Regions from separate parts of the Homo sapiens genome. Here region 2 is linked to region 1. A link is an interaction called in ENCODE POLR2A ChIA-PET data of the cell type or tissue named here. Cell type or tissue: endothelial cell of umbilical vein. All regions are shown on one strand. Each heading gives the region's core, and the rest is flanking DNA. Links, peaks and the distances in the headings are about the cores only.

Region 1 (6,950 bases), core at 961-5,960:
ACATGCTACATTTGCTCTCATGTGTTGTGATTAGCTGGTTTCAGTGTTTAATCCATGGCATGTGGCATTTTTCTGTAGTAGTGTTTCTGTGGAAAACTTTATCCTAGGCTTGTGGAAGACCAGTTATAACGCTTTGGATAAAGTATGTCCAGCATTTCTAAAAGCTGCAGTTTCCTAAGAAAATGATCTACGGGCACCTAAGGTTAAAATCTTCAGAATTATTTTTTGTATTTTCTGAAAGTGATTTTTAAATGAAGTTGAGAAATGGTACTAACAATGCATCCAATATTGATATAATTAGAATATGCATCATACTCTACTAAAGCCAACCTTCTTTAATATGTTCATATATAAACATAAAGAGGTATGTGGTTTATTGTATATCCAATTTTTCATTTATCTGCACCTTCTTCAGGATCATATTTGGAAGGCACCTACGTGCTCACTTGCAAACAGAATGAGACACCGTCATGCTTTCTAAAGCGTGTTCTCTCCTGCCCTCCTCCTCCTCCCTCAGTCTGCCTTATATTAAGTTAGCCAATCGAAGTCAGCATTACAGCCTCCCCTTTGGCCTGTGTTCTCCATCCTCCTTATATAAGCCTTGGTGTCCCCACACCTCTTCACAGCCACCTGGTCCGGCAGCCTGTAATAGCTGTCTCACTCTTCCTCCTCCTCACCTGATGCCTGCGGCTGACCCAACTGCCTCTGGGGTGTGATCCCACAGATTCTGAAAACAGCTGCAGCAGGCTGAGGGTGGCTTCCTGGTCACGTTCATCCAGATACAGAGAAGGCTCTATATCAATAATGGGCATCCTCTGATGTGTACTTTTCTCTCAACAGTAAACACCTTATATGATGTTTTTCAGTATCTCCTGAGTATAAGGTGCTGGGCTCTTCTCTCTTTCTGAACAGTTCTGGTTCTTTAGTCCTAGTGCAGAGACAGCCTTTGTGATTAAAAGACAAAAAAATGTACTAGTAATAATAAGATTTTCCAAGGCAGTCACCCAGTCCTCTCTTCTGGTTTGTTTTTCTGTCTTTCCCTCACCTCCTCACTCCTGCCTTGGGACCAGTTGTGCTTTTGCTCAATTCATTCAGCAAACAATTAGCAACAAAGCTGCAGGCTCTGGCAGTGATCAAAACGCTGGCTGAATCTGCCAAGGTCTTCCAAGCACTTAGAAGAAAGGCCAGGATCCGCAAAGCCAGGCAGATTTCGGGTGTCACCTATGCAGGGCTTCATAAGTCTCTGTCTTTTCTGGCTCAGGGAACTACCCCATGGGGTCACTCACAAACGTGTATGCCTTCCCTCTGTCTTCTATCTGAGTGCGGCTTAAGGGTATAAGCACTAAGGAAAAAGCTTAAGCCATCACAGCATATCTGAGCATAAAGGAAAGATAGATAAAGTCCTTATACAAGAAAACTGAGGCCTAGAGTTGGCAAGCTATACCCAGAAAGTTAGCAGGAAGGGCCACAGAATGTACTCGAACAAAAGCAAGAATGACATGGCCCATTTCCCAGTCAATACCAAGTGAACCATTTTGGAATGAGAATAGCTAGTTACATCTCTTGCTAGACTCCTCTTCCAGGTCATAAACACCTCCTACCAACAGGTTACTGAGCCCAAAAATAAATATGGGAAATTTGCGTGTATGCTGCACTTTGTATTTTCTGCCTCCTTCTCAATCCTTAATTAAGCTCCGCAGCCACCCTGTGAAGCCGGTCATTATCACTGGGTGAGGAAACGGAGTCCCACAGGAGCTATGTGACTTGCCCAAGCATACGAGCCAGACAGGCTGGGCAGGGTGAGACTTTCCAGTTTCTGATGCCCACGCCCCATGTGCAATCCAGCCTCATCACCCTGGGTCTTGGTGCAGGGAGTAAATAAACAAATGGTCACATTGCTTTTACTTCTGGAGAGCAATGGGTTCTTATTCAAAATAGGAACAAGGGGCAAAACAAATGGCAAGTAGTAACAAAAGTATTGGGGGACAGTGGTGCCACCATTCGGGGGCTTGGAAGTCTGGTCTTTCTGAAGCAGTGCATTCACTTTTAAGTTTCTCTTTATTGTTCACATACCCGGGTTTTATTCAGCAAAAGTGACACATGTCTCACTAGGCAATGGGAATTCAAAAGTGATACCATGAGGTCCACCTTGTATTAAGGTTCAAAGTCATGTGATCCTATGTGATACAGGCTGTAATAGAGAGATATCTGGAGAAATATAGAAGTTCAGGAGAGGAAATTACCCTCCCTGGGGAATCAGGGAAGGTTCCATAGATAAGGTGACATTTAAATAGAATCTGAAAAGATGAATTAAGAGTTTGCGAGTTGGAAGCAAGGAAAAAGAGCATTTGGGCAGCTATGGTAGAGGTTTGATAAATTATGACTTCAGAGTTTACCCCCATATTCAAATCATGTTCCCTATAACTTACAGTGGAAAACTATGAAACAATAAGCTTGGCCCTCAACTCTGGTGACAAATAAACTCTCCCTGTCCTTTGAGATGTCCCTCAATGTACTTTTCCAATGCCAAATGAAGGTCAAGACTTTGCCAGGGTGTCTGAGAATTCCTAGCTTTCAGAGCATACGGGCGAGGCCCCGAAGTTGTGTTTTCATGCTCACATATGGTGCGGAATTTCTGCTTTTTACTGATTTGTTTCAGTTTATCCAGATATCTTTTACATAGAGAAGTGTGTATATGCGTCTGTGTGTATATGGCACGTATATGTATATGCTGTATATATGTATGATAACATATAACGAAATCAGCCCCTTAATTTTTTAAAAAAAAAAAAAAACCCTATTTCACTGAACATTTTACTGCAGTGGGAAGAAGAGGATGGGTAGTAAATAATGGGCTTCCTTCACATTAACACAAATGACTTCTAATTGATCTGTAAGGAAATTGGTCACCTTGGCTGATGCCTATAATCCCAGCACTTTGGGAGGCTGAGGCGGGTGGATCACTTGAGGCCAGGAGTTCGAGACCAGCCTGGGCAACACGGTGAAACCCCGTCTTTACAAAAAAATACAAAAATTAGCCAGGCGTGATGGCGCATGCCTGTAGTCCCAGCTATTCAGGAGGCAGAAGCAGGAGAATTGCTTGAACCCAGGAGGCAGAGGTTGCAGTGAGCCAGCAGAGTGAGACTCTGCCTCAAAAAAAAAAAAAAAAAAATTTATCTGTCAAGACCTTGTTGTTAGAATCTTCTAGCAGCTGAGCCACTGTAGATTTTTTTTTCATCATAGCCATTTTGCCACATGCCCTTTCATCTCCCTCCTTTGTCCTTTTTGCCACTCTCATCCATCTTCTCTCTCTCCCACCCTGAGATTCCTACTTCCTCCTCTCCTCCTTCCTTCTCTCCTTCCCCCTCCCTCATGCCACGATCCTCCTCGCCCAACAGTCTCTTGATTCCTGCCACTCATATCCTCAAGGTCATAGCTTATCATGGAATTTTTGTAAACCGGGACAGTTCCTTCCCTAAGAGAGATTTTGGAATTACAGTGTTTTTAATTTCTACTTGTTCATCTGTGACTCATTATATATCAGCACATGGCATACTTCCTGGCAATAAAGGGAAAATCAATATTATTTATTCTATAGATGACTCAGTTAACGAAATAGTACTTTGAGGAGGATTGCCTTTTCCTATTGTTTTACTATACTGTAATTCTGGCCTTGAATACTGAAAAAAAGAAGGCTTAGCCACCTTCATAAGACGGGCCCAGTGATTGGCCCCCGCAAGGAGAGATCCTCCAGCCACTGAAATCAGGCTCCCTAAATACTCCAAAGGTCATGTTCATTAGGCCAAGTGGCTACTTGGTCAGGACTTCCTAAAAGTCCAGGAAGGAGGACACACACCAGCCACAGAACACGGTTTGTCTCTTTGGGAAGAGAGAGAAGGAGGCATGGAAATGTGAAGGATACAACCATAACCTTTCATTTCTTTTGAAATGAGCTCAAATAGATTGGTCTAAATGTAAAACAGATGTGAAAATTTGGGAATAAGGACATGAGTTTACCATGTCTCTGCATGTTTACACGTTAATACTTTGCCGTTTTAAAAATATTCCATAATTTTTAAAAAGAGAAATCCCATGTCAAAGATTCCAATTGAAAATGAAGTTGCCCTTCTAATGAAGAGACATTTCAAAATATAATCTTCTTCCAAGAAGAGACGTATCTGGGGCCGTCAGCCCCCCAAAACAGGAGACGACTTTCAATGAATGTTATTAGCATGGGGCAAAAACCTCAAGTTTCACAAGAAGTTCTTGTTGCTTGAGTTCTTTGAGGCCTTTGTCTCTTACCACTGTTAATGTGTTTAAATAATTAGGGGCCTGTGTCAAAGACTCACATACCTGTCCACAGAAGCCTTCCCTGGTTGTTTGAAAGTCTTAAAATCTTGGTAAAATAGTCCTCTCTCCTCTCCCTCATGCTGCCTGTATAAGAAATGTTACAAAGAGCTTTAAGGAATTTTCTCAAATTAGTCCCCTCCTCAAGTCTTTTTCAAGGCAACATGGAAATAGTATTGCAAAATCAATCTTTTTTTTTTAATCCCAGTGGCTTCCTGTGCTATTCTAGTAACTTCCTGGGAAGGTGAGAGAAATGCACAGACATTCCCAAAGTCACTTTGGTTACTAATAAGTCTCAGAGAAGCCCTCATCACGAGGTTCTGTCCAAGCTGCCACACACTGTCCTGAACCTTCCTTCTCAGTTTTTTATTTATTTTTTCCCATTCTAGAACAGCCAGCAAATGATTTCACACCTTTTTGTTTAGCTGCTAAAAGCAACACAATAACTCCCCTCAGGGCTGCCTCTGTGGGTTCCAAAAATAAAATGGGCTCATTTTCATGCTAAGCATTCAAAGGCTCATAGGAATTCTAATGAAAGGCAAAGGAAGGAAAGAAGGAAGGAGAAAAGAGGGGTCAGGCTAGGGGGTGTCGCCAAGGAGGTTCAGCTTCTGCCTGGAGTTATAAGCCACCCCTGCTGGAAGGCATAGGTAGAAAATAACATAGTGCCTAGGCTGCAGATTAAAAGGAGATCTAATACAACTCTTAAACTCTCCAGCCTTATCTTCTTATCTTCTATCCTCAAACCCAGGGTTATTCTTGGAACACAAACTATTGTTCACCAAGAAGAGTGGTAGCCTCCTTCAGCCTTCCAGATTAGAAATCTCTCGAATAGGAAATAGCCAGTGACTTGCTTCCAAGTCAGAATATAAAACCATGGATCTCTGAGATTCTAGGTTAACTTTTGAAATTCAAAGTTCTCTGGGCCTAGGTCATTAGCAATAGCAGACTTATCATATTCCACACATGACAGAGTAGAAAGAACACTATTGATGCAAACCAAAGAATATTAACCAACATAGAATACATAAAAAGATTTCTTTTTAATTTAACTTAATGTGTGCATGTATGTATGTATGTATTTGTTTTGAGACCAAGTTTCGCTCTGTCGCCCAGGCTGATGGAGTGCAGTGGCGCAATCTTGGCTCACTGCAACCTTCGCCTTCCGGATTCAAGCAATTCTCATGCCTCAGCCTCCCGAGTAGCTGGGATTACAGGTGCACTTCACCAGGCCCAACTAATTTTTGCGTTTTTAAAAGAGGTGGGGTTTCGCCATGTTGCTCAGGCTGGTCTCAAACTCCTGGGCTCAAGCAATCCACTGACCTCAACCTCCCAAATGGCTGCCACCGGGCCCAGCCTGTATTTATTTTTTAAAGACAGTGTCTCTCTCTGTTGCCCAGGCTGGAGTGCAATGGCGTGATCATAGCTCACTGAATGCCTAGGCTTAAGCAATCCTCTCACCTCAGCACCTAGAGTAGCAAGGACTACTGGCATGCCACTACCACACTTGGCTAATTTTTAAATTTTTTTTGTAAATTTTTTGTTGCCTAGGCTGGTCTTGAACTTCCGGGCTCAAGTGATTCTCCTACCTCAGCCTCCCAAAGCACTGGGACTACAGGTGTGAACCACTATGCCGAGCAGTGTGAAGAGATTTCACTGAGAGCTTCCCGGAAGTGTGCATGTTACCCATCTACAGTAAGAGGAATCCTTGTAGGAAGGACATAGCTGACTAGCAGTTTACTTGCCTGAAATTTTAACATCCAGAAAAGGCAGCTGCTCATTATATTTCTAAGCAGGGCTTTACTTAGGTATGAGGCCAGACTGTTGGAAATGTCCTACACTGACTGGACCAACTCTGCCTTTCAGTAGCTTCTACTCACCGGTTCCAAATTTGTCCCACGGAATGGCACCAAATCTGTCTTTTCAGATTTGGTCCCAGTAATTGACAACTATCAGGTCTCTACCATCCCCTCCTTTTTAAGTTAGGCATTCCCATTTTCTTCTTTTTTTTTTCTCCTCACTTGGTTTCTACTTACTTCCCTGGGATGTGATCCACTTTACCGTGTCCCTCTTAAAGCACGGCCCCAGCAGTGGTCTCACGTGCACAGAGCACAGTGGAAAGAATGACTCCCTGAGCTAAAGGACATACTATTCACACAGCCCGAGCTCACCTGAGCCACTTCTTTCAGCAGATGTGTTATATTGTGGGGTCACTTTCCTTTTCAAGATCTGTGAAGAAAGGGCATGCTAAGCAAACTCTAAATAGGTTTGCTCAGAGAATCGCAATGCTACTTAAAGGTACCAAATTTTTAAATGGGTTAGAAGGATCCTTTGACATACAAATACTTGACATGCAAAATATAAGTCCTTATTTTTTTTTTATTAAAGCAGATACCCGAAGTGCCTCTACTTGGTAAACTTAATATGAGTTACTGTATGTTGAGTGTTTGAAAATTTTCTAATTGTGTTTCTTTAAAATTATCCCAGGATTTAGTCTTTCTGTCCAAGGAATCATAGAATCTTTAGAAATGGAAAGGAAGCTGGGCGTGGTGGTTCATGCCTGTAATCCCAGCACTTTGGGAGGCTGAGGCGGGCGGATCACCTGA
Region 2 (6,896 bases), core at 1,741-6,740, 260 kb after region 1:
GTTGCCCAGGCTGGAGTGCAGTGGTGTGATCTTGGCTCACTGCTACCTCTGCCTTCTGGTTTCAAGCTATTCTCCTGTCTCAGCCTCCCGAGTAGTTGGGATTACAGGCGCCCGCCCCCACGCCCAGCTAATTTTTGTATTTTTAGTAGAGATGGGGTTTCACCATGTTGGCCAGGCTGGTCTCTATCTCCTGACCTCGTGATCTGCCTGCCTCGGCCTCCCACAGTGCTGGGATTACAGGTGTGAGCCACCGCACCCGGCCGATTGTCTTCATTTTTAGGAAAGTTTTAGGTTCATGGCAAAGTTGAATAGAAAATACAAAGAATGCCCATGTTCCCCTGTTCCCACATACGCATAGCTTCCACTGTCAACATCCCGTATCAGGGTGGTACATTTGTTAGAACTGATGAACCTACATTGACACATCGTTACCACTCAAAGTCCATCGTTTACATTAGCATTCACTGTTGGTGTTGTACATAGATGCATCCACCATTACAATATCAGATAGAATCATTTCATTGCCTTAATAATCCCCTCCCCTGAATCCCTGATCTTTTTGCTGTCCCCATAATTTTGCCTTTTCCAGAATGGTATGAAGTTGGAACTATACACTGTATTACCTTTTCAGTTGGCTTCTTTCACTCAGCAATGTGCAATTTAGGTTCCTCTGTGTCTTTTCATGGCTTGATGGCTCATTTCTTTTCAGTGCTGAATAATATTCCATGTCTGAATGTACCACAGTTTATTTCTAGAGCAATACTTTTTACAAACCAGAATTATACCCCAACGGTGGGACAAATTGGGGTGGGGAGGCTGTCTGAGAGTTGTGAGTGTGGGGGAAGTGGAAGGTCTTTGACTGACTTTTCGCTGTGCATAAAAAGCTTCTGTGAGCATCAAGAAGAGAGTAGTGGTCTGGGGGAGAGCCCAGGATGAGAATCTTGCAAAAATACATCCTTCACCACAACTAAAGGCGAATCCTCTCCTCTTACATTTCCCCACTTTCTTCCCACACCAGGCCTGGGATCTGCTTAGTCCAAAATGTTCCTATAAGTTAGCAAATATCTATGTCACATACTCTCGCCAAACCAGTTTTATGAAAATATTTAGACTAAACAAAGTGAAGAGAATAGAAAGCTGTATTTGCATGTGTGCAGTTTCCTTGATCAAAGAATATTAAGCAAAAAGAGACCAAAGCAGGAGTCACTGCAATTTAAATGTCGTTCCTGTCTATTTCAGGACGCAGCTCTACTCTGTTTTCTTTATTCTTGGGGTGATTATGTTGATGACCTGTCTTGTCTCTGTTGAGATAAATTTACCACCAATTGAGCACTCCTTATTGGCAGGGATTGGGTGTATCAATTCCGAGAACTGTATGATTGCAAAGGTGGAAAGCCAATTCATCAGGCTATTGTTTTGCTGCCCCATTAAGTATATTAACTGGAAGATGACTTCATTTCAACCATTTCAAATCTTAAATACAACAGATTCAGTCCTTTATGGAATGAGTTAAGGTCAGAAAATCTGTCCATCGTCTTTCTCATAAATACTTTAATATCTTCCAAGTATCATTGGACTAAGAAAGTAATTATGGGTAATAATAAAGATTCCAATTAAGAATTAGGGCAACATGAAAATGCTACTAATTTCGATTCACATCGTAGCTTTCAGGTCCTTCTCAATATGTTTAATTACTTGTGAGAAATACAGAAGTAGTGGCTGGTTCGGCAAGCCCATCACCTTTTATGAGAAGTAGAAGACTCAGTTTTATCCTGTCTGAACAGGTTGCATTAGCCATGGGGAACATTTTGTTTTTGCATTCACACATCAGTCTCCCCAGGTTCTGTTTACACAGAGGAAGAGAAAGACTGGCTAGTTTAGTAGTCCATCCCAACCCAAGGCAGACCATCTCTGAGGTTTAGTTTTTACAGTCGTAAGATGGGAATTGCATCTGTTTGCAAAAACTACTCCAATATCGTCAGATGAAATGGTCCAAGGAGTAGAAATTAGCATAATGAATCGCTGTGCTTCAGAGTAAAGGAGAGCCTCTTCATAAAGACTTTTTGTTGTACTTTTTTTCCAGCTTCCTTCAAAATGTCTACTGTTCACGAAATCCTGTGCAAGCTCAGCTTGGAGGGTGATGTAAGTATATCACTTTCACTTTATATAATTTTTGCAAGTTGGACATCTCTCTGGATAACCATATTACTCTCTATCCTTGTACATCTAAGGAAGATGGGGACAATTCAGACAGTCATCATTTGGTTCTCCTCTTTCTTAATACTTCAGCTGTTCCTAGTAGTTCAATTTGAAGGAAATATCATGGCACTGGAAACTTTTCTTGGCCTCACATTAAAATTGGACAGAATTAGTGACACTGGAATGGCTGGAATTTTATTCTGCCATACTTAGCATGTCATTGGTAATAACTGTTATGATGGTACATGACTTTTAATGTCATGTCCTGGGATTTTATTACTGGTTGGCATAAGCCACAGCCATATCAAAACTAATTCTGCATCTTTTGGATTTCTTACAGTGTCCAGGAAGTTATTCCAGATGAAGACTTATACTTTTATTTTATTTATTAATTTATTCATTTTTTGAGATGGAGTCTCACTCTGTTGCCAGGCTGGAGTGCAGTGGCGTGATCTCGGCTCACTGCAACCTCCACCTCCTGGGTTCAAGCAATTCTCCTGCCTCAGCCTCCCCAGTAGCTGGGACTACAGGTGTGCACCACTACACCCAGCTAATTTTTGTATTTTTAGTTGAGACTGGGTTTCACCATGTTGGCCAGGATGGTTTTGATCTCTTGACTTCGTGATCTGCCTGCCTTGGCCTCCCAAAGTGCTGGGATTACAGGTGGGAGCCACCATGCCTGGCTCGAGGACCTATACTTTAAAAAATTTCACACCTGGAAAATATTTTCTCTAAAAAAGCTAGGATATTTCTTTTAAAAAACCAAGAATATAATGAAATTATTGTAATTCATCTGTTTCCTTTTTTTCTGTGGCTATTAGGGAATTTAGAACTAAACTGAATTTTCTTTCATAGGAAATATGTGAACCTAGAAATTCTGTTGCATTTGTTTCTTTTTTTTACAAATAAAAAATTTAAGCTATATGTGAAGTTAAAATTATTTCAAATACTTTTAGAATCAAGTGGAATATAAATTATGAATATGTAAAATAGCTAATGGTACTATACATCTTCCAGGTCATCCTGGCAGAAATGGCTTTTACGCAGACTCAGCACTGATACTGGTTTGTAGCCATATCCGACAGATCTTTCAAAATATTCTTTGATTGAAATTAAAATGCAATGAATCACTCAACAGAGGGTTGACAGTGACTTGGGTCACATGGTGCAAGACCCTCTGTATTGTTCATGGTACTTGCCATCAAAATGTTCAAATTAATGGAGCCTGTGAAAGCACAGGTTGTATGGAGTATAAAGCCTATAGAGTTTTTTTAAAATCTTTTTTCTTCTTGAAACGTGTGCATGCTGTTTTTGGGAACAATACAAACTGCATGTTGAAGTCAGACAAATTCAGGTGCTAAATAATTTGTTTCTCTAATGGACTTAGATTGTATTTGCTATCAGGTTTTATAAGAGGGCTTTTTGTGTAGCCTCTGAAGTTACTCTAGTATATTTCTTATGTGTGGAGAGGTGGGGCAGAAATAGAAAATGTCACATGTTCCCCATTATTTTAAGGAAAGAAAAGATAACTTTGTCTCACTAATTTCATTTCAGACAAGTGGATTTTATAGGTAATAGGTTCAATTCTCGATTTAATTTCATTTCCAGAGACACTATAAAATGACACAAAACTTTTCCCCCTCACTGTTGTTTTTGGAACAAGACGACATATCTCCTGGTAAATGCAGTCATACATGATATGGCTCAATGCCTGGACTGCCTGCCTTGTAAATAACCGATGGCACTCTTAATAAATGGGAAAATGTTTTTCCTTAGATTTCATCCACATTTTATAGCTACCATAGCAAACACACTGAGTATTTCAAAATAGCACTTTGCCTTTTTCCTGAATGTGTGCTCCATGTCATCAAGTTCATCTTACTGGAAAGTTTAAGTGGTGAAATTAGATGGAACATACTTTGATAATGCATTGCATGTCAGGTTATAAATATGAACTGGATTTAATATTTGGCCAAGATAGTCCTCACAAGTGCGTTTGGAAACATTTGTCAAATGCTGAACTTAGATTTCTGGCCTCTCCTGGGAGTCATCTAGATATAGGAAGGCATCTTAGATGCTCACCTATACAGTCTCAGTGCTAATAAAATGGAATGGCGTGGGTGCTGGGTGGTTTATAATGTGATGCCTGTGGGTGGAGAAGTAACTCACGGATCTTGGCCTTTTCACTCTTCACAGAAACTGCGCCAAGGCCAAGTCATCACATTATACGGGCATTATGTGCTGGGGGGGTTGGGGTGGGTTGCAGGATGGGAGCCTTGATGATGAGGATGGGCAGTGATGCTGCCTCCACCAGCCATCAGCCAACCACAACCACAATGTACATCCTCTTTGTCTGCCCTTAGCTTTGGGACTGGGTAGCAGGGAGAGGGAAAACTATAAGAGCATTTCAAAGAAGGAGGGAAGTTAATACCTTGAAAGGAGAACTGACGTAGAAGCACTCCATTGTCCTTACCTCAATCTGGAATGGGAGATTCCCATCTGTCAGATCAGGAAGGATAATGAGCTTTGAAAAGCACTGAAAGGCTGGGCGTGAGCCACCACGCCTGTAATCCCAGCACTTTGGGAGGCCAAGATGGGAGGATCACTAGAGCCCAGGAGTTCAAGAGCAGCCTGGGCAACACGGCGAAATCCTGTCTCTACAAAAAATATGAAAAAATTAGCCCGGTGTGGTGGCAGGTGCCTGTAATCCCAGATACTCAGGAGGCTGATGTGGGAGGATCATCTGAGCCCAGGAGGTTGAGGCTGCACTGAGCCATGATCACACCATTGCATTCCAGCATGGGCAACAGAGTGAGACCCTACCTAAGAAAAGAAAGAAAAGAAAAGAAAAGCATTGGGAAAGGAAGAGGGTATGGTTTAGAAGGCAATAAGAAATCTTAGGAAGAGTGGAGGGTGGTAGGCACAAGGGATGGTATTAATAAAGGCAGAGGGAAGGATACAGAGGAGAGGGGGGGAAACACAAGGAGGATGTGGGCCGTCTGGCCAGACCACCTTGGTGCCACAGTGGTGACCAAAGTAAAGAGGTGGGAGAAGCTGCTTCCCTCATTTATCTGAATTGTAAGCTCAGCAACACTGGCCCAGTAGAAATTCATGTACCTGTAGCAGAAACTTAGCTAAACACCCTTGTCCTTGAGGCATTTCCACATTTTCAGCTTATTTCGAATTGTTGCCAGCCCAGTTTAATGGTCTTCAGAGCCATCCTGAGTAAATGCTGGCTTCAGGTCTCCAGCTTTGCATTGTCTACTTTTGATCTCTCACTAAAAGTAAGATGAGAAGTTGAAATTGAGACAGCATATTCTAAACTAGCTGAGCCTTTGAAGAATTCTTATTAGAAAAAATGAAATTGCTTGCGTGAAGTGTGATGGTGTGTTAATACCTACCTAGTTACCTAGTATGAGAATGATCTGAATTGTTAAAAGAAACAATAGGAAAACATATTAGGCATTGTTATTTCAACAAGAGGATTTTAAATGTGTGTCATTTGAGTATGTTTATCTTTTAACCTCAGCACTCTACACCCCCAAGTGCATATGGGTCTGTCAAAGCCTATACTAACTTTGATGCTGAGCGGGATGCTTTGAACATTGAAACAGCCATCAAGACCAAAGGTAGGTGATACATTTGTCCTCTTCTTGTCAGGGTCTTACTGAGACATTTTTGGTTGTCTCTTTATTCTCCCTCAAATCGCCATACGTTGGCGATTTGAAATTGTCATCGAGCTTTAATGGAGTAGATCCAGACCTAGCTCAACCCATGCCTCCTTTCCTTCCTTCCCTCCTTCCTTTCTTTCTTTTTCCTTTTCTCCTTCCCTCCCTTCTCCCTTTCTTCCTTCTCTCCCTCTTTCTCTTTCTCCCTTCTTCCTGCTCTTCCTTCCTTCCTCCCTCCCTCCCTCCCTCCCCTCCCTTCTTTCCTTTCCTCCCTCCCTTCCATTCTTTCCTCCCCCACCCCCCGTTTCTTCTCTTTGGAGAGATGTACAGCATGAGATAGTATTTTAACCAAGTAATGGTTAAAAGGAATCAGTCTGGGAGCCGGATCTGGTCCTAGGGGTATGCTTTTGGGTGCAGCTCTTCACTTTGAGGCTTCAGTCCCTCTTCTGCAAGGAAGAAGTTGGTCATAGTGGTCCCTAAGGGCATTTTTTGTTCCAAGTCCCCTTTAATTTAATTACATTTGCTGGGAAAATCTTACTGCATTGCTCTTAGATTGATCTAGAGAGTGAAAAATTCAGACTTTTTTTGTTTTTTTTAAACCCCGGTAAGTTCTGCTGCTCCTTAGGCCTGGAGCTGGAATTAGAAGAGCTGTCAGAATGAGTGTATTTCCTCAAGTTCTAGGATGAGTAAGAGAAGACCAGGAGGCGTAAAAGCCTTCCTCTTGAAATAAAGCAAATAAAGTGCTAACTGGTTAGGGTTGAGCAAGAGCTTCTTATGGTCATTATATTGTTTTCTGGGTCTACAAAATAGGATGTTCAGACTTTCTGGGCTTATATTAATTAAGCAATCCTTGGGGTTGTCCCATCCCCTGAATCCCTGAAAAATATTGCAGCTCTCGTGGTGACTTTTGTGATTCTCCACTTTTCCCCCCTTGGATAAAGCACTTCCTTTCACCATGAGGCCAGATTGGGATGCAGACGTGACCCAGCACAATTAGAGCTGCTGCTGGTTCGTGCCCCTGGTGAAGAG

What was found. ChIA-PET counts read pairs that join two places held together with the same protein. Peaks named below come from ENCODE experiments on the same cell type or tissue, not always from the same donor. Only the 100,000 strongest peaks of a DNase experiment are listed, where the experiment ranks them.
Region 2: POLR2A ChIA-PET joins it to region 1 with 8 read pairs; 1 of 35 experiments calls an interaction of 5 or more read pairs at or near these places.

What each region holds. Positions count from the first base shown.
Region 1 is chr15:60,641,643-60,648,592 of GRCh38, reverse strand. The region is part of intron 2 of RORA (RAR related orphan receptor A); the gene reads left to right. LOC105370846 (a long non-coding RNA gene) reads right to left here. Exons shown (of 5, transcript XR_007064663.1): 4 at 4,354-4,434; 5 at 1-944. Among named protein-coding and RNA genes, the nearest start is that of RORA-AS2, 36 kb to the left of the region's middle. In endothelial cell of umbilical vein, for the core only: no CTCF peak of the experiment used is centred there; a DNase peak (open chromatin) is centred at 3,532; H3K27ac peaks cover 1,447 bases.
Region 2 is chr15:60,381,274-60,388,169 of GRCh38, reverse strand. It overlaps ANXA2 (annexin A2), which reads left to right. Exons shown (of 13, transcript NM_004039.3): 2 at 2,084-2,142; 3 at 5,729-5,828. The coding sequence starts at 2,095. Among named protein-coding and RNA genes, the nearest start is that of ANXA2, 13 kb to the left of the region's middle. In endothelial cell of umbilical vein, for the core only: no CTCF peak of the experiment used is centred there; a DNase peak (open chromatin) is centred at 3,929; H3K27ac peaks cover 1,422 bases.